Linked DNA regions of Mus musculus: region 1 is linked to region 2. A link is a loop called in an ENCODE intact Hi-C map of the cell type or tissue named here. Cell type or tissue: left cerebral cortex. All regions are shown on one strand. Each heading gives the region's core, and the rest is flanking DNA. Links, peaks and the distances in the headings are about the cores only. Region 1 overlaps Clcn3 (chloride channel, voltage-sensitive 3). Region 2 holds the start of Hpf1 (histone PARylation factor 1).

Region 1 (9,630 bases), core at 1,184-9,183, 61 kb after region 2:
GATCTAGACTACCGAGCTAGATCAAGTAAAAATGTTATACCAATGTCAATTCTGATTTTTAAAAATCATAATATAGTTATATACAGATATCCTTTTTTGAGGAAGACGTACTTTTTCTGAATTTTACTCTTATAATTAAAAATATAGTATATTCATAATGCATTATCTATAGAAAATGTCACATTTTACCTGGAATATTTAATACAAAGGCAAAGAACAAAAGACAGAATAAACTAATGTGGTAAACTGCTAATATTTTAGGAATTCAGATAAAATATAGAGGACTCTGTATTAATTTTCACTTCTATAAATCTGAAAATTTGTTTCTTCAATGCTGAAGACCATTAAAACTATATCCTCAGCCCTGAAATTATTGTAAAGAATTTACTACAGACATAAAAGTGGCTCATTCAGTAAAGTGCTTGCTATTATATAAGCATGAAAATTTGAGTTCAGACCTTAGAACTCATAAAACTCCAGGTGCAGCCATGAAATATTAGGGGAGCACAGATAAGAGGACCCCTAGGGCTTGCTGGCTAGTCAATCTACCCAGTTAGAAAGCTCCAAGTTCAGTGAGAGACCCTGCCTTCCACAAAAAAAAAGGGGGGGGGGAAGGAAAAGAATGAGGGGGGGGGGCTAGAGAGATGGTACAAAGGTACAAAAACACTTGCTGCTCTTCCAAAGGACCCAAGTTCCATTCCCAGCAAAAGACCTGCAACTCTAGAATCACAGGATCCAATGCTGAGTGACTGAGAAAGACACCATGCTTCCACATGCAGCTGTGTGCGCAGACACACACACACACACACACACACACACACACACACACACACACACACACACACACACACACAGAGCAACCACATCTCACACAGGCACAAATCAACTACTAAAGGCTCTAGAGATTCTAGTACTATTCTTACCTATGTTGCTCTTATCTGAACGGAGCTAAAGAGCTACGTAGTCTTCTGATTTCACGACTTTTCTATGTAAAACTCAGAACTTGTATACCCTTCAACATACCTGTACAATAATACATTACTAGAACCAAGAAAAGCATTTCTAGACTGTGTCATAAAGATATACATATAGAATATCTATTTCTCCTATACAGTTGTGAACTGAGAAGCAGGAAAAGATTGCTATTCTTACTTTTATGAACTAGGAAAACAGGAGCACAGCAAACACTTATATTTATCATTCATGTATCTTGAATATAGTGACTGTGAAGTAACTACCCTACGAAAACTATTCCAACATGTCAATTCACAAAACTGCAGCAAATTAAGATTTCCGAAAATCAAAAATTTCCAACAATTTTAATATTTCGTTAGTATAGAACGCCTGTAAATGGTTTTATATACTTTGTTCCACCAAATAACACACAAAAACTAAGTTGTAACAAAGAGAAAGAAAAGACAGACGCTTCAGTCTTCTCTAATTTATCATAGAGATGCATACATATGCAAGTGGAGTGACTTTAAAGGTATAACTGTGTAACTGTAATAACAGCCATCAAGTATCTCAAATACATCTCTGTATACAGTTCACAGCATGTAGATATGTATAAGGATTCAGTTACATATGCGAAAATGAGGTAAACTGAAGTCAATTACATGTGGATTAAAGTTTTTAGTAAGCAACAAATTAATAAACATCACCCTTCAATGCCTTAAAGTACACAAGTTTTAATTATTACCCAAACACAAGTTGAAGTTCTCGGACATGTAGGGTATTCTCTTGTACGAGCTGGTTAGTATATAAATTATAATACAGTTTTTCTAAAATTGATATATAAAAATAAGCTTTGGAAAACGAAGGTCTTCAAGGATAAAATAGAGGCAGTCAGGCCACTGCTTCCTTGATTAGTATGCCTTTCTTTGCCTTCAGCATCTCTTACAATTGGTTTAATAACCTAAACTGACAGGATGTCATTTCTAATGCAAATGCTGCCCTCATTTGCTTATCTGTAGAGACATTAATGACAAGTAGGCGAGTACCTTTTGGAACTAAGAATGAAGTTCCATGACCTTATTATTTTTATCCTGCCCACAAACTCCCACTGACCATCAAATATATGCATTACCAGGTAAAAGAGTAGAACATAAAATTTCAGTATTACTGGAGCTGGAGAGATGGCTCAGCAGTGAAAAGCACTCGCTATTCTTGCAGAGAACCCAGGCTCATTTCCAAGCAGCAACATGAGAGCTCACAGCCATCTATAACTCCAGGTTTACGATGGTCTCTGCTGGCCTCCACAGGCATTGCACACATGTGGTGCACAACCATACATGCATACAAACACATATATAAAATAAGGATAAGTTAATTAAGAATTCTGAAACCCATACAAAAAAGAAAATCATAAAAGCAAATACTTTTGATCACAAGAGATGATATTCTAGATTTCAAAACTCTGTGAGGAAAGGGGCTTAGAATTTCTGGAAGCCATATGAAACACCATTTTGCCATATTCCTTGAGATATGCTGTACAAAGACTAGAAGAGAACCAAGTAAAGAAGAAAGTTATAGACTAAAGATAGGCTTCAACTGTTCCCATTTCCTGGATGTGAAATACATAGAGCAGACTTACTCATAAGCTGGCCATATTTGTTTAGATGTTGAGCTATTCATTCATACTTTATGAAAGTTCTGTCATTAAATGTACACATATCACTTTGATGAATATATTTTCTAGGATACACTATAACTTAAAAATTTAGATCACTAGACCATTGCAAACATTATCTGAATTATATATTTTTCTTAGTCATCTTTTATAATTAATTTCAACTTTTTCTTGTCCCATTTTTCAAAGCCCACTACTAAATATTCATTACTAATAATCAGGTATATCTCCAAACTTAAAATGATAAAATAATAAAACTGTATCCTCATCAAAGGGGTATTAGTTATGCAAGAGGTCCATATTGATTCTGCCCATTTGGTGTCCCTTTGCTTCTAGCAACATGTCTCAGCGCTTAAGAGCACTGGCTGCTCTTCTGGAGGTCCTGAGTTCAAATCCCAGCCATCACAAGGTGGCTCATAACATCTGTAATGAGATCTGATGCCCTCTTCTGGTGTGTCTGAAGACAGCTACAGTGTACTCACATAATATAAATAAATCTTTAAAAAACAAAAAACTTCTGCCCTATGTAGTAGGAAACCTTGATGAGATCTATAAGATACATGCCTCTGCCAAGAAAAAGATGAGTATGAGGCTGGAACCAAGCACCAGGCACTGGATTTGAACTCTCTATGAGGGAGAGAAGGGAGGGAGAGAAAAGAGGGAGAAAGGGGGAGGGGGATGAGAGGGAAGAAGGGGGGGTCTATAAAAAATAGCTGCTGGCTATATAAAATTCAAACATACAAATACAAGAAGTGAAACCAATCCATTTTAACAACCATCAAAAGGATGTAAGCTGGCTCCCACTACTTGGATCCCAAGAATAGCTGGACAAATATCTTTCTTCAGAGGAGCCTAGAAAAGAACTTTCATGACCTTAATGCACTTTGGTGTTAGAAGGTTTGAAAGTCAAATTCCAGATCTGCTACCTATTAGCTTTGTGATCCAGCACATATTACTTATTAACCTTTTAGCCCATAGGTCCATTTTGTCAGCTACTCTTAGCTTAGAAGCAAGTGTATAGACTAGAAGCAAGTAAGTAATGAGAAAGCTTAATACTGACAGGTAAGAGGAAATAAAATACCCACAAACTTTAACCTATTTAAATATTTTGTGTCTAAGACATCATCAAATTAAATCATATTATGACATTCATCAATGATCAAATCATTTAGTATTAATCTTAACCCCAAACATGGACAACATGCAAAAGAGAATGGGAGAAAAAGCTATGTTCTTCATTTAGACAAGAAGTTCTTCAACTTTAGAGATGGTGGAGGGGGTTCTCAAATTTTTAACTAATCATAATTATACTAATATGTATACAAAGGTAAATCACTTAGAAATGATCAATAATGTAATTAGTGACAATTTCACAGTTCAAATATCAAAAATACGGAAAGATCTGACTTAGAAAAACTACTCAGCTAATGAACTATGTACACAGACTGGCTTGCATGTACACAGACTTGGCCTCCTACTTACTATACAAAGAAGACTTTTTAGCTTCATTTTGTTCTTTTATAGCCACAGAACTTTATAACGCTCAGACAACTATGGAAATAAAATGCATTTATCTGTAGAAAAATTAAGGTACATAAATATATTAAAAATATATTTCTAATAGAGAAAAATAATCTTTTCTTTTTTTAAAAAAATTTATTTTATGTAAATGAGTGCTCTATCTGTATGTACAGCTGCATGGCAGAAGAGAGCATCATATCCTAAGATAGATGGCTAAGAGCCATCACGTGGTTTCTGCGAACTGAACTCAGGACCTCTGGAAGCGCAGACAGTGCTCTAAACCACTGAGCCATTTCTCCAGCCCCAAGAATAATGCTTTGAACAAATGATGCTGAGGAACGCTATCTATGCAAAAGGATGAAACTAGATGCCCAACTCACACATACATGAACAAAAACTCAAATGTTTTGATCCAAAATTAGAATTAGCTAAAACTGCAAAACCCTAAGAAGAAAACGTAAGAGTTTTGTGACCTTGAATTAGTCAAGTAGATTTATCAACAAAGGATACATGATAAATGAGAAAAGTATATCAAGTGGGCCACATCAGAATTAAAGTAGCTTTTCCATGCAAAGGCTAGATCTATTAACTAGCTCACATCTGAAAACATTAAAAACTACTAACACTTGTGGAATATCTATTGTGCAATAGACATGATTCTTAGTACAGCTCACTCAATACATCATTATAAGGCAAGACTTATTATCTATTTTATAAATTTGAAAAACAAAGAAAGAATACAATGAAATAATATCAAGACCATAATGTAAGTAAGTAGTGGAATAAACACCCAAACCTATGCATTTATTCCAAAGTTACTGCCACTGTATTAATAATAGGGTCAAAAAACATAATTTCATGATTGGAAGATATATATTTAGGTCAAGTCTCAAGAGTAGGTTCAGAATAATTAGTCAAAAACCTCAAAAACAAAAGAGGAGAAAATGTTGTATTCCCACCCTTGGGCAGTGTTTTGCTCACAGATTATACACTGTAAAACTGCTATGCTAACAGTACAGCCCCTCTTTCACCCTCAGGGTGTTCAAGACTCATTACACCATGGAGAGCCTACCTTTGCTCATCAAACTGAACCATGCCTCTAGGTGGACACTTAGAAACTAGTTTTTAAGCCCTTAGACTGTAGCCTACAGCATCCCTAACTGATACAGCTTACAGATATGTACCTAAATAAAATCAAAGTTTAGTAAATGAAACTGTTTAGTAAGTAGTGATTTTTTCAATTTTCATTTTCTTCATCTTTTGAAAAATACTGGTAAATTTCTTTCTGACCAACATTTTAAACCTAAAAGGTTGACACAAAACTAGAGAAAAATAAATATCAAGATTATCTACTTTTCCATAAATTAAAAATCTTTATGTACCTCCTACTAAGCTTCAATGTATAGTTGATGATCTGTACTAAATGAAAACAGGATTCAGTAATAAATCCCATAGTTATACAAACAGCAAACTAATGGTTTTCTCACAGACAAACACTCAAACACCTATTTTCAAATAGAACAGGCATACCACTGCTTAATGAGATTGTCATTTATTACCTCCAGGCCAAGTTCCAAAGACACAAGGGTGAACTTGCCATTTCCAGTGTTACTGCTATCACAGCAGATAAACTTAAGCACACACTGAACACTAGGGAAGAAGGAGCCAGAAACCCATGTGTAACAGTCTCCTGACACAGTTATGTCTGTCTCGAGAGCAACAGATGCAGCCACGTATGTGTTCTCCTCTAGGAGCTTAGTAGTAAGGATCGTCATCCTAGTAAGGGGAGGAAGGGTGAATGTAGGTTGATAACAGAAGTCCCAGAGTCTGGGTAAATTAAAAAGGGTTGCGATGTGACTCATCTGGTAGCTAATCACCTAGTATGTACAAAATCTAATCCCAGCACTTGGGAGGTAGAAGCAGGAAGATCAGACAATCAAGATCATCTTCAACTACATTTCAAGGTTGCAGCCTGGACCACGTAAAACTGCTTGAAAACACAAAACGGGGTAGGAGTGGGGGTTGTCAAATATATAAAGTTCTATATGAGTGCTCTATCTGTATGTACAGCTGCAGTTAGTAAGTGATCAGTTGATAGTGGCTAGATCAATGACAGTATAAATGAAATATAACAGTATGTACTCTGAAAAATTGTTCAGTCATCCAGTCATATTTAACTACTTAAACCACAAAGACCTAGAAGCTAATACAAAAATCCCAAAGAAGGCATGCAATTAACCAGTACCCACTGCTGAGCCCACTGCCTACTTCAATGTGCTGTTTAGTTTTATGTTCTGTTGTCACCTCAATATAAATAGCAGCCTTAGACAAGGTAGCTACAAGCTCCTATGCATACTGAACGCAGGTTCAAACTTCACTTCTCATCTCTGCATATGCAATGATGCAGATACAGCATCAAAACAATTTACAAAAAAAGAAGTTAAAGTAAATTTTGTTTTGGTCTGAGTTATAAAGGAAGAAATGCACACTCATGCACTTGGACACATACAAAGGACAAAAACACCCTACATATTAAGCACAGTAATTAAAAATAAAAAACAAAATTGTAAAGTACAATTTAGGTCACTAGTGTCCTATGTAAGCACAAAACTTGCTGCAAGAAAAAAAATCAACATTGCAAATTTAGTAAATGTGGTAAGAGGTGTGCTCATCTCCTGAGATTTGAATATACAAAGCATTTCTGATGTAGGATAAGTCATGAGATGATTTAAAATAAATCATAGTAAAGTGTCTGTTTAAAATGTTTAGGATTTTTATTAAAAATGTAAATATAATGGGAAGTATAAATTTGACCACAGATCTGTTTTATAACAAATGAAGACAAATAATACTATAAAACAAGCATTAGTAATATCAAATAATTTTTTATTATTTTAATCAGAAGCCTATAGGATATCCTTTTGACAACAAGAATGCATTTAACATCTGGATTTGTACAAGTGGAAAGCTACTACAATTTCAGGAGGAAAGAAAAATGTGTTTACATTATAGGGTAGGGAAAAGATTTAAATCATCGCCTTCACTGCTGCCTCTACTCCTCACAATGAAACTTGCTGACAGATATGATGCAGCAGAGCTCATCATTCTCTGGCCAGCTCTCTACTCCCTGACACTGCACTTAGTCCATTTTCTCCACCACAGACACCTGGCAAATTCCCCTGTTCACAGAAAAATGGCCTACTTAGTACCACCTGCCAAAACACTTGTCTCTCTCTTCCTCTCCTAAAGGGCCATGGAACGCTCAGTCTAACAGCAGCTTCAGGAGACTAGCATCCTCCATGGTTTGTTTTCAACATCAGAAGCCTTAAGCCCCCAGCAGACTGAAGGACCAGTCGTTTGAGGCTTGTACGCAATGAGAAAATGATCAAATGATGAGAAGGGTCAAATTATGTGAATCAATTCTATTCAATTTTAGCTATTAGTATTACTCCTGTAGCTGTCATCGCTCTCCACAGTACCTAGTTAGGATTTCTATAAACACAGAGTTCCATAAGTACTTCAAATTAAAAAAAAAAAAAAAAACAAACCAGGTAGTCAAATAATGTTTAAAGGCTTTTTACATGGAGTAAATGGAATATTAAACCTGTTCCTTCTAGGTCCATCAAAAAAAAAAAAAAAAAAAAAAAAAAAAAAAGCCAGTCTAGGGCCTGGGGCCTGGTGAGAAGGTTCAGTAGATTACAAACTTTCTACCAAGCCTGATGACCAGAGTTGAACTCCTGGGACCCACATGACTGAAGGACAGGAACTGATTTCTACAAGTGCCACTGTGTAGTTGTCATGTGACACCCAAGTAACACACAATGAATAAAATAAATATAAGAAAAACATTTCTTTAAAATCAAAACCATGCAAAGGGATTAGTAGACGAAAGAACTCAATCCCAAACTACTTCAACTTCACAAAGAAAGCCAACATAGTGAATGAAACCAGCAGTACAAAGAATTACCCCCAAAGAAGGCTATTTCTAAAATATGATTTTAACTTCTAATAAGTAATATATAAATGACTTCAACTTTCAGTCTACTTGCTCTTTCAGATGCTATATTATGCACTAAAGTAAAAAGCTTAATTATTTAGCATTCCACCTTGAAAAGTGGTGATTAAGCCTAATTACCCACAGAGCTAATCCCTACCTCCAGCTTTACTTACCAACAGCCTTTACAATTTTATACTTTGAATTTCACCTTTTTTCCCTTTACCAGCCTGAAGATCTATTTCTAATTACTGCATTTTGTCTTCACAGGAAAGCTGATGCACTTTGCTTGATTTAAGCTATTTTCCTATATTCATATCACCAGTTCCTTTGTGCTGACCTATGGTTTCACAGGGTCATAAATTATGGAAAGCAAATGCTTTCTCACACATAGACACTAGGACACTACCCTATGTTCTTAATGATATGGGACAGTCAAGTAAGGCAAATACATAACTGAGCAAACGCAGTGCTTCCTAAAACCACCACTTGTATTAACAGAGAAGGTCTCATCAGAATCAGGACCACGTCTGAGCTTCTGACAGTGGTCAGGCCTTCAAGATGATTCCAGGGAACTATTTAAGAAAATGTCCCAGAAATATTTTTTTCAATTTCTCTCTTGGTAATCTGTACGTGTCATTTGACATAAGTTATGACATTTCTTATTTCTTGTACATTTTTACACAGGCAGTCTATAAATTTGCACTGCCAAGACTATCAGATAGTGCTGCCCAACCCTTCTAGTTAATCAGTACTAACAAACGGATGCTGTTTTCACTCAGAGAAAGTATGGTCTGCCTGCCTTTGCCATTTCCCATATTAGTAAATAATGTGACATTTGAATAATCACTGTTCAATACGAATATTACCAGGAAACGGATGACAGAAACACAGGGAAACTCTATCAGGAAAAGGAAAAAAATACCAGGGAGTAAAAATTTAGGAGAATTTATTCCTTATACTTTTAGATACACACACACACACACACACACGTATGTCAGAACATCATTAGGAGAAATTATTTTTTGTACTTTTTATACTTTTATAATGTTAGAAGAAATGTTCTAAAAGTACAAAGAATAATTTCTTTTATTTATTTTTTTACTAAATCCTAATTTATACATGCACACATATACAATTCATAAAGGAAAGCACAATATATGGGACATGATCTTAGTTTTTCCTCAAAATATAAAAAGAAACCTTTTACTAAGCACAGAATTCTACAGAGTAAAGTTGCAACTGTTTAGAATCCAATTATTGTTTTGCAGTTTGCAACGTAATCAGTATCTGTTGAATGCATTATAATTCCTAAATTCCATACAACTTAAAATTATTGTCAGGATACAAAATGTATTTTAAATCTTCCTCATTTAGTTGGGATTAAACCATAAACTTTATAACATCAGCAAATAATATGACTCATATATGAAGTCATCTAGCTAAAGAATGTTTCTTGAAGTTAATTTCTAGAACAACAAATGCC
Region 2 (9,630 bases), core at 885-8,884:
AAGAACAGGACCTTAGCATCAGAACCATCCCTACAGAAGACAGGAGAATCCCAGACCAGCTAGCCTGATGCACACAGCTGCAAGCAATAAAAAGACCTGGTCTCAAAAAGGAGGAAGACAAAGCCTAACAGAGTCTTTGTCCTCTAATCCCACTTGTGCATCATGCTACTCAGCCTCACACACACGTGCACACACACACATGCCATTGTAGTTTAAAATAATTAATCAGTGTATTGCCCTGCTTCTCACTCACTATAAATATCAAGGCAAAGAGACATTTGACATTCCTTAAAGATGTGTGGATGATCTAGCTGGTGCTAACTGAAGGCTATATGATCCTAGAGCTATCGATCTGGCTCAAGCATAGTTGAGCAGAACACTTTACTCACTGCTCAGCTGAATAATTTTTCAGGGTCAAGTGGTCACAAAATAGGTCAGATTCTGGGGTCGGAGGTTAATGCAGCTCTTCAGAGTTGAACCACCTGGGATCCACCCCGCATGATGTTTCTGCAAAGTTTTAATGTGGTGGTGGTGGTGGGGGGGGTGTTAGCAAAACTTCACTCTCCTCAAAGTTCTGTTTCCTCTGGACATCACATAATCGCCCAGATTTCCTTGTTCCTTACTATCACCAGTCCTTCACAGGGTCCTGTTTTATGAGGTGATTCTGAATGCCCGGGGGCCTCTAGGCTTTTTCAATACCAGTGTCGTCATCTATAGATGGACAATGGCCCTTGTCACAGGGACTCATTTCACTCCTGATTGCCCAAATTAAGGTTTAGAGCTTATGTGGTGAACTATCATCCATTACACATGTCCCATGCCATGGGTCATCTTGCCCTGAATACATGTCAGTGCTGAGAGTCTTGTACACAGCACTACCTGGAGTTATACGTGAGAAGTTGTCCGGCCTTTAATTTTCAGCAAATCTTGAAACAAATGCTTATTTAAGATACTAAATATGGATTTAAAAGAACACAAACTCTCAGAAAGAAATAAACCTTTAAAGATTTTTGTCCCTTTAGTCAGAGCTTAAAATTAGACTAGAATCAGTCTTTTAAAGTATTCATAAAATATTTTTGCTTAGTAGTTCATCTCGTCTTGGCTGCTACTGAAGCTTTCAGGTAGTGAGAACATTATTTTTCCATCAGAGTTCAGTACGGTTGCATATGGAGACTCTTGGTAGCAAGGTGCTTTATACCCTCATCACCAAGCACACTTGAGTACATCACGCAGGATGTAGCTGCACGGGGCATCCCACGACAGTGAAATTTGAAGTGTATAATTTGTTTCTCAGAATACAATAGGGCCTGTGTCATACACACATACACAAAAACACACACACAGAGATGTCGGGGATGTAGTGGTCAACCTTGTGAAGGAAAAGTGGGATGGGGAGTCAGGTGCCACAGGCTCCTGGGAGTCCTCAAGGAGTCCTGATCTGCCATAAATGACATTAGAACCAAAATGGCTTCCAGAACACTGGTGAGGCAACAAAAAGAACTGAGGCCAAGGCAGTGGCTGCTTCCCTTGTCTTTCTGGAAGTCCTAACTGATGATGCACTCCACAACCCCTTGCTCCTTCTGAGTAACTTCATCAGACAGGGCGCTCACTGGGGCACGGTGATAGCATGGTGAGATGATTGGCTGATGATTTATGGGCTTGGGATTGGTTTGAGCACTATATAAGCAACTCAGATATGCACCCTGAAAAAAATTTTTGCTTATCTTTTCTTTTACAATCCATAATTCCTCAGCATTCCACCACATACATAGTAAATTCAATAGCTTTTAGGAATAAAATGTATTGTGGGATGTATGTTGTGGTGTGAGTGTGTGAATGTGGTGTATGTGTGAATATGTGTGTGTTGTGTTGTGTATGTGTATGTGTTGTGGCATGAGTGTGTGAGAATGTGTGTGTGTGTGTGTGTGTGTGTGTGTGTGCGCGCGCGCAAGGATACTATGGTTAGAAAGATGGCTCAGGCCGGGCATGATGGCGCACGCCTTTAATCCCAGCACTCGGGAGGCAGAAGCAGGTGGATTTCTGAGTTCCAGGCCAGCCTGGTCTACAGAGTGAGTTCCAGGAAAGCCAGAATCCCTGTCTTGAAAAAAAAAAGAGAGAGAGAGAGAGAGAGAGAGAGAGAGAGAGAGAGAGAGAGAGAGAGAGAGAGAGAGAGAGATGGCTCAGTGGGTAGGGGCCCTTGTTCTGAAAGCACGATTTAAATTCAGATCCCCAAACCTGAGTATGACCATGTGCAAGCCTATAGCCTCAGTACTGTGTGTGAGTGTGTGTGTGTGTGTGTGTGTGTGTGTGTGTGTGTGTGTGTGTGAAGGGATGGGACAAGATGACGACTGAAATTTTCTGGCTACCACCCCTGACTCCAAGTTTAATAAGACACCATGTCTTAAGGTAATAAGGCAGAAAATGATAGACCATTCTTCTCTGGCCACTGCATGTGCACATATACACATACACATGTAGATATAACTCTCATACACACACACACACACACACACAACATCACACAAAAAGAACTATATATTCCATAGCTACTCTTATTGCTGTGCATGTATTTTTTTTTTTTTTTTTAGCTTGTATTGTGGATCTGTGATAGGATCTTGTATTAGGATCTTTTCTTTGTTAGCACATTCTTTGGTGTTAAAGTTTGGAGTTATGCTATCTCAAATTTTATATTCTATATTTTATTTGTCCCCACGTAGCTCTGGAAGTCAATGGAGAAATTCTAATTCATCAGAGTTTTACAGAGTTAAATTCCTTCAATCTTCTTGGATATATATTTTTCATCTTTTAATTTCATTGTTCATTTTGCACATGTTTGGCCAGCACTATAGCCTGAGCCTAAGTCACCATCTTTTTTGTTAGTTTGAGACAACGTCTCACTAAGTTGGATAGACTGACCTTGAACTCACTCTTTAAATTTGCAGGCCTCCTGAGTGACTGGGATTATTGAATCAGTCCGTCTGGCTTAAGTGTACATGACGTCATAATTACCTGGAGGAAATCAGACGCCCTGGCAACCAGCAGTTAATGTTCCTACTTTCATTTTAAAGACAGACGTTGCGATGGCTAGTCTTGATTGCCAGCTGGATTGTATTCAGGGATGCCTGGAGACTAATAAAGCACACCCCTGTGGGTCATTGCCAGATCTGATTGGATACTGAAAACTCTAACCTAATCAGGAGGTTAATCCCCTGGCGAATTAGATTTCAATGGCATTTTTGGGAAGTGGTGGAAATTGGGGAAGCTTGAGGAAATAGGTCACTGGGGATATGGCTGTGAAGAGTCCATCATGTCCTAGAACCATCCTACTTTACCTCATCTTCTAGGCTGCCATGAGGCAAGAAACGTTCTCCTACTGCCATTTTCCACCATGATAGACTGCTTTACTACAGACCCAGAAACACAGAGCTGAGCTAAGTGAACATGTGACCACAGGCTTTCCCACCCACACTCAAGTTCCCCAAATAACAACTCTGAGACTGAATTGTATCTTAATAAATGCCTAGGCTATACATGAGGGCCTGTTCCTAATTAGCTTATAACTTAACTTGTTTATTCTGTTCTATGAATGCCACAGGGCTGGTTACCTCTTCTCAGTTTCGTGCTTCTGTCTCCATTAACATTTGGGGCAAATCTCTCCCCTCATCTGACTCTCATCCCAGAATCCTCTCTCCCTGCTGGAATGCCTTCTTCCTATTTCTTGCCGAAGCTGAATAGGCTAACAGCTTTTTATTGACAGCCGCTGCTTCCACACAGTGCACAAGAGATTCTCTCTACATGAATGGAAAACCTGAGCCAAAAGAAATCCCCTTCCCTCTCTCTAAGTTGTTTATCTTGGGTACTGATGTCATCATAGAAATTTCATGTAATATAAAGTTCATTAGCATCACTCCAGATGACAATGCATAAAAAGTATGTAAAATACAGAATAAAACAGACTATCCTCATATGTGTTAATGAGCACCATTAGGTCCACTCAGGGTCTGGATAAAACGAAAGTCTCTTTTTTCTCCTCCTCCTCTTCCTCTTCCTCCTCCTTTTCTCCTCTTGTTCTTTTTCCCTTGCTCTATTCCCTTTCCCCAGCTAGAACTCTCGAGCTTTGTCATCCTTCTATTCCTGTGTTCAGTGATTATAGTTTTCATTTCTAAGGCCCAAAACTCCACTCTAAGCACCAGCATCCTGGATTCCAGAGCTTCAAACTACAGAAGTAGCTTTCTTGAGTTCCCAAGTTGGAGAAAACTGTGGAACTTCTCGACCATCATGTGAACTGAATAGGTGAATAGACAGACAAAATGGACAGACAAAGAATGAATGTCTATGGGCTATTTCCCTGGAGAACCTGTTTACATGGAGGACACACTCTGAGATTATTCAGATTTCCAGCCTTTCTTCTATTGGGCTCCAAGGGGTACACTCAATACCAATACAAAACAAGTAATTAAAAAGATATTACATTTGCATTATAAGAAGAAATAAGCCCTTTCCTCTCCACCATGAAGGGAAGTCAGGGCAGGAACTCAGGAACTCACACTGAAACCTGGAGGCAATAGTTGAAGCAGAGACCACGGTGGAGCACGGGGCTTGCTTTCATGCCTGGTCCAGTCTGCTTTCTGATAGGACCTAGGACCACCTGCCCAGGGGTACCAAAGCCCTCGGGGTGCTGGGTCCTCCCACATCAATCATTAATCAAGAAAATGCCTCACAGACTTGCCTACAGGCAATGTGATAAAGGCATTTTCCCAATTGAGGTTCTTCCCAGGTGACCCTAGGTCAACTTGACCAAAACAAACAAACAAACCAAACCAACAAACAAAAAAAAAAGATAAAACAAAAATAAATGAAACAAATAAATAAAAACAAAAACAAAACAGGATAAGAAAGAGATGTGCTTTAATGTCTTTTTGTAAAAAAAATCTATATTTGATAGAGATTTTGAAATTACATTGTTCAAATAATGTAATTTATAACCAGCCTCAAAGATTAAAGTTTTAAAATTAAATGTAAAAAGAATGGATTCGCTTATTTTAAAGAATCTCGTTTTGTAAATGAGATTATAAAGTAGTTTAAGAGGTGCACTGGTTAGGATTGTGAATGAGATAAAGGTTAGTATGAAAGGTCATATGGAAACAAACATTCTAATCCCAAGTATGGGTTATTGGCTGTTTTCCACACTCTTGTTTCAAACAGCTCTCTAAAGACTTTAGCCTATATTATCACAGTCTTTTCAAGTATTGTTAGGTGTGCTGAAATTCTTTCAGCTGGTGTGAAACATGTACCAGATGAGTACATGAGTGGGGTAGGAGGAGGATGGAGGGAGTGCGACCTTTAGGTCTTTTATTTTCTCTTTCACTCCCGCCCCAGTTACAGCAAGGGAGCAGCTGTGCCCCTGGTTTGAAGTGCTCCTCAAAACCGGAGGAGAAGGCTCAGTGGTGAAGAGTAATACACTGCCCTTGCAGGACACCCACGTCGAGTGGCTCACTGCCACTTATAACTCTATCTCCAGAGAATCCGATGCCTTTTTTTTGCCATCTGTGGGACACGCGCTCACACACACACACACACACACACACACACACACACACACACAAATCTACAAATCTACACTCATATAACTAAAAATAAAATAAGTTTAAAACCAAGGATATGTTCCACAAAATGAGAGTATACAAATTGTGAATAAGGAAGAGAAGGGGAAGGTGGTGGAGGAGTGTGTCTTCCAAACTGTGTTCTTCCTGAGAGTCAGATTCTGATTTTTAAGCTCTGGGTAGAGCCTGACAGTGTGCCTTTTTAAACTGGCTCGGGGTGCTGCAGCTGCTCGTGGTACAGGGCTTACACTAAGCATAGCCAAGATTTGTAAAAACAAAAACAAAAAACGAATTGTATTAGGAATGAAGAACAGAGAAATGAGAAGAGAGAGAGAGAGAGAGAGAGAGAGAGAGAGAGAGAGAGAAAGAGAGAGAGAGAGGATGTGAAGATAAAGGGAAGGAAATGGAGGGAGGTAAAGAAAAGAGAAAAGATAGGTTTACTTAGTGTTAGACAATAGTGCAATAGGAAGGGAAAGGGAAGCCGGGCGGTGGTGGTGCACGCCTTTAATCCCAGCACTCGGGAGGCAGAGGCAGGCGGATTTCTGAGTCAGGACAGCCAGGACTACACAGAGAAACCCTGTCTCGGAAAAAAAAAAAAAAAAAAAAAAAAAAGAGAGAAAGGGATGGAGTGCAAAAAATTAATTCTTTAAATGAGTAGAAACAAAGAAAACGAAAAGGCTGAAGTGAGGCAGCATCTTAAAGCTATCTCTCTTGAGCATATGAGGACGAAGTTTATCGCTCCTTAAGAACCCAAATTCAATAGTCATATAGTCTAGGTTCTAGCGCACGCTGGCGCTAGGCAATGGGCGGGGCCCCGGATGTAGCTCAGGGGGCGGTGCTTGCGTTCGGGGGGGCGGGGCCACCCCAGGTCTGCGGACCGGGCCTTGCGTCCTCCTCCGTCTCAGGGGGCGGAGCCTGGTCTCTAAATTGGCGCCTCTGAGTGGCTAAGCGGCAGCTCGGATTGGCGGCTTTTGAACCCGGAAGCACTAGCGGGCGCTCGGAAGCGGCAGGAGCGCGGGCCTTGGCTCGCTCGCTGCGGCTGCGGGATGGTTGGCGGTGGCGGGAAGCGCCGGACGGCCGGGGCGGGACCGCAGGTAGGCGAGGCGGGATGCGCTGGGTATGGGGACGCTATGGGCCGTGGAGGAGCCGAGGGCCGCCCTGCGGGGCAATGGCCCGGGGAAGTCGTTCCTTTCCAGCGCCAGCCCAGTTCCCACGAAGCTCTGCAGCCAGCGGACGGACCATTCATTCATTCATTCATTCACTCACTCACTCACTCACTCACTCACTCACTCACTCATTCACTTACTAACCAGCTGATGGAAACTGGAGGAGCTGCCAGGGCGGCGAGGCACACGCGAACAAACATTTCACCTTTCGTTTTTTTTTTTGCTTGGGGTTAACGCAGGTGTGTAAAAGAAAATGCTGGAATTAACAAGCCCTGGAGTTATTAAAGACTTTTGTTTAAGACAGTCTCTATGTTGTAGCCCCGGCTGTCCTGGAACTTGATATGTAGATCAGAACTCAATATGTAGCCTCCAAATCACAGAGACCCTCTTGCCTCTGCCTCCAGGACACGAACCACCACTGCCCGGCTACTTTGGTAGCCTGACCTGGAAGTGTAAGGGATACGGGTTCTCAGATGAGTGATAGATTGGCCAGTCTGGACTCTTACATGATTTCATGGGTTCCTTAAGCATACAGTAGCTAATGGGAGAAGTTAAGCAGGGAAACGAACGTTTAACAAAAGTGACACCAGCTATGTTTTAAACTGGGTAGGGTGAGGCGATTGCTAAGGCTTAACGGCCAGTGGATGGCGAACATAGGTATTATTCTCGTTGTGTTGTGTTTTCTCACAACACCAAGTTAAAAATGTGGTTTAAAGAGAACAGCCTTGTCAGGCAGAAGCAATAAGACCAAAAGTTCAGTGTCCTCCTCAGTTACATTACAAGTTCAAGACCAGCCTGGGTTACAATAGACCTGTCTTAAACAAAGTCCAGCTTGATGACGTAGAGAGTAATAGTACTGATGACTTGAATTCAGTCCCTGAAGTCATGTGGAGTTAGGGAAGGGGACAATGTGACCAAATACGTTGTATGTAAAACCACTCCCACAGTTCTGCATCTACCCATTTGGGTGCCTTTTCCTTTTTGCCTAAGCATTTCCTGCCGCTTCTAGTCACTGTGGCTATCACCCTGAAGTTGGAGTTACCCTTGCCTTCTTGTAGAGTTTGTTGTTTCCTTAAAAAGCTTTTATGGTACATCTTGTCTTAGTCAGTATTCTACTGCTGTGAAGAGACACCATGACCATTAAAAAAAAAAAAAAGTGCCTAGCTGGGGCTTGATTACAGTTTTAGAGGTTCGGTCCACTATCACCACGGCTGGAAGCGTGGTAGCAGGCAGGCAGGTATGCTGCAGGAGAAGCAGAGAGTTCTACATCTAGACTGGAAGGCAGCAGGAAGGGAGAGACTCTGGGCGTGGAATGGGCTTTTTGAAACCTCAAAGTCTTATCTATCCCCTAGTGACACACTTCCTCCACCAAGGCCACAGTTCCTAGTCCTTCCCAGTACTGCCATTCCTTGGTGTACTCAAATTTATAAGTGCTATTCTGTTTAAAACCACCACACATCTATCTAATCTTGGGGGGTTTTCTTAATTGAACATCATACAAAGATTGAGCCATGTTGTCTAACTGTACTTCTCTTTCTTTCATTTAGTTACTGTTCCCCAGTGTTTGAAAGCCCTGTAACTATCTATTTTCCTGTTGGCTGGCATTTCAACCTCCTAAGGACAGTGCTGTCAAAAACAATTCTTACCCGATGCCTGACTTGTACATACAGTGTGTAGGCTTGGAATGACAGTTACCAATACATATGGTTGGACCCCTGAGAACATGTAGTTATCAACACCTGGGTGAGAAATGCCGACTCTAGCGGCACTGGCTTGCTGAGGGCAGCTCTCCCGCGCACTGGGCGGCGTTGAGCTGTATCCCTTAGCCTCTGCAGCACTAGGTGCCGCTGGTCCTGCTGCGGGTAGAATGTGCCGAGTTTCGCCTGGATTCAGAACCACAAGGATCTAAGTTCCCAGAAAGAAAGAGATTGTACTTAGAAAACAAGACAGATACGCAAAGTAAGCAAGTTGCCTTGGTAGCACTGAGCCAGTTTCCAATAGCATCCTTTAACCTTTAATTTGCATGGGTGCTAGAGATGCAAATCTTAGCATTACAAAGCCTTTTCCGAAAGACATGGTTTTTAGCTCAGAGGATATTCCCATATTGATCCTTAACTATACCATACCTCTCCTCTCTTTTTGTTTGGAATGTCAAAAGGAAGTTATCTGGTTTTAAGTGGAAGGGTAGTAATGATTGTGGTAAGTAGTGCAGACCTAACTATGGTTGGAGTTCCTGAAAAAACAGCTTTTTTCCCCCATTATTTATGTTTTAGGTTAGAATACAAAGAAATTGGTCTCATCCTGGCTTACTCATGCATATGTGCCATTGTACATTCGTTTTGTTTGTTCTTAAAGATGTATCCGACGATGGCTTTGCTCAGGCAGTCCTCTTAAGTGCTATGGTTGCTGGGTAATAACATGACAGGTGTGTGCCCTTGTACTTAACAGAAACAGCTTTTATCTGATAAGTCCTTTGTATCCAGTTACTTGTGATCGTTTGCTTCTGGTGTGCGTGATGAGTCTGTTTAAGTGAAAGGCCTGATGATGTGATGGCATCTTGGTACCAAAATAGAGCTGAAACTTTTATGCCTTTATGACAGCTTTACATTTTCCCTTTGTTTCTTCTTGGTTTGTTTGTCTCTGCTATGGAGAAGCACATTTAGAGACATGCTTTGGGTGGTATTTTTTGACCACCGTGTAAACTGTGTTCTTTGCACAAAAGAATCTCTTGGAGTTTACTTAAGTATCACGAGCTCATGCTTTTGTTATTGCTTTTGTTTGTTTGTTTGTTTGTTTGTTTGAACATGTTAAAATGGAGGTAGAAAGATGGCTCAGCAGCTAAGAGCATGCACTGGGCTTGC

The links. A loop is a pair of places that touch in the nucleus more often than their neighbours do. Peaks named below come from ENCODE experiments on the same cell type or tissue, not always from the same donor. Only the 100,000 strongest peaks of a DNase experiment are listed, where the experiment ranks them.
Region 1: it touches region 2 in a loop (2.0-fold over the local background); 2 of 42 quality-filtered maps call a loop at or near these places.

Annotation. Positions count from the first base shown.
Region 1 is chr8:60,944,144-60,953,773 of GRCm38, forward strand. All of the region lies in intron 2 of Clcn3 (chloride channel, voltage-sensitive 3), which reads right to left. Among named protein-coding and RNA genes, the nearest start is that of Clcn3, 34 kb to the right of the region's middle. In left cerebral cortex, for the core only: no CTCF peak of the experiment used is centred there; DNase peaks (open chromatin) are centred at 5,932 and 8,894; H3K4me3 peaks cover 1,008 bases.
Region 2 is chr8:60,883,840-60,893,469 of GRCm38, forward strand. It overlaps Hpf1 (histone PARylation factor 1), which reads left to right and starts at 6,589. Exons shown (of 8, transcript NM_028299.3): 1 at 6,589-6,697. The coding sequence starts at 6,650. In left cerebral cortex, for the core only: no CTCF peak of the experiment used is centred there; DNase peaks (open chromatin) are centred at 5,505, 5,760 and 6,528; H3K4me3 peaks cover 1,370 bases.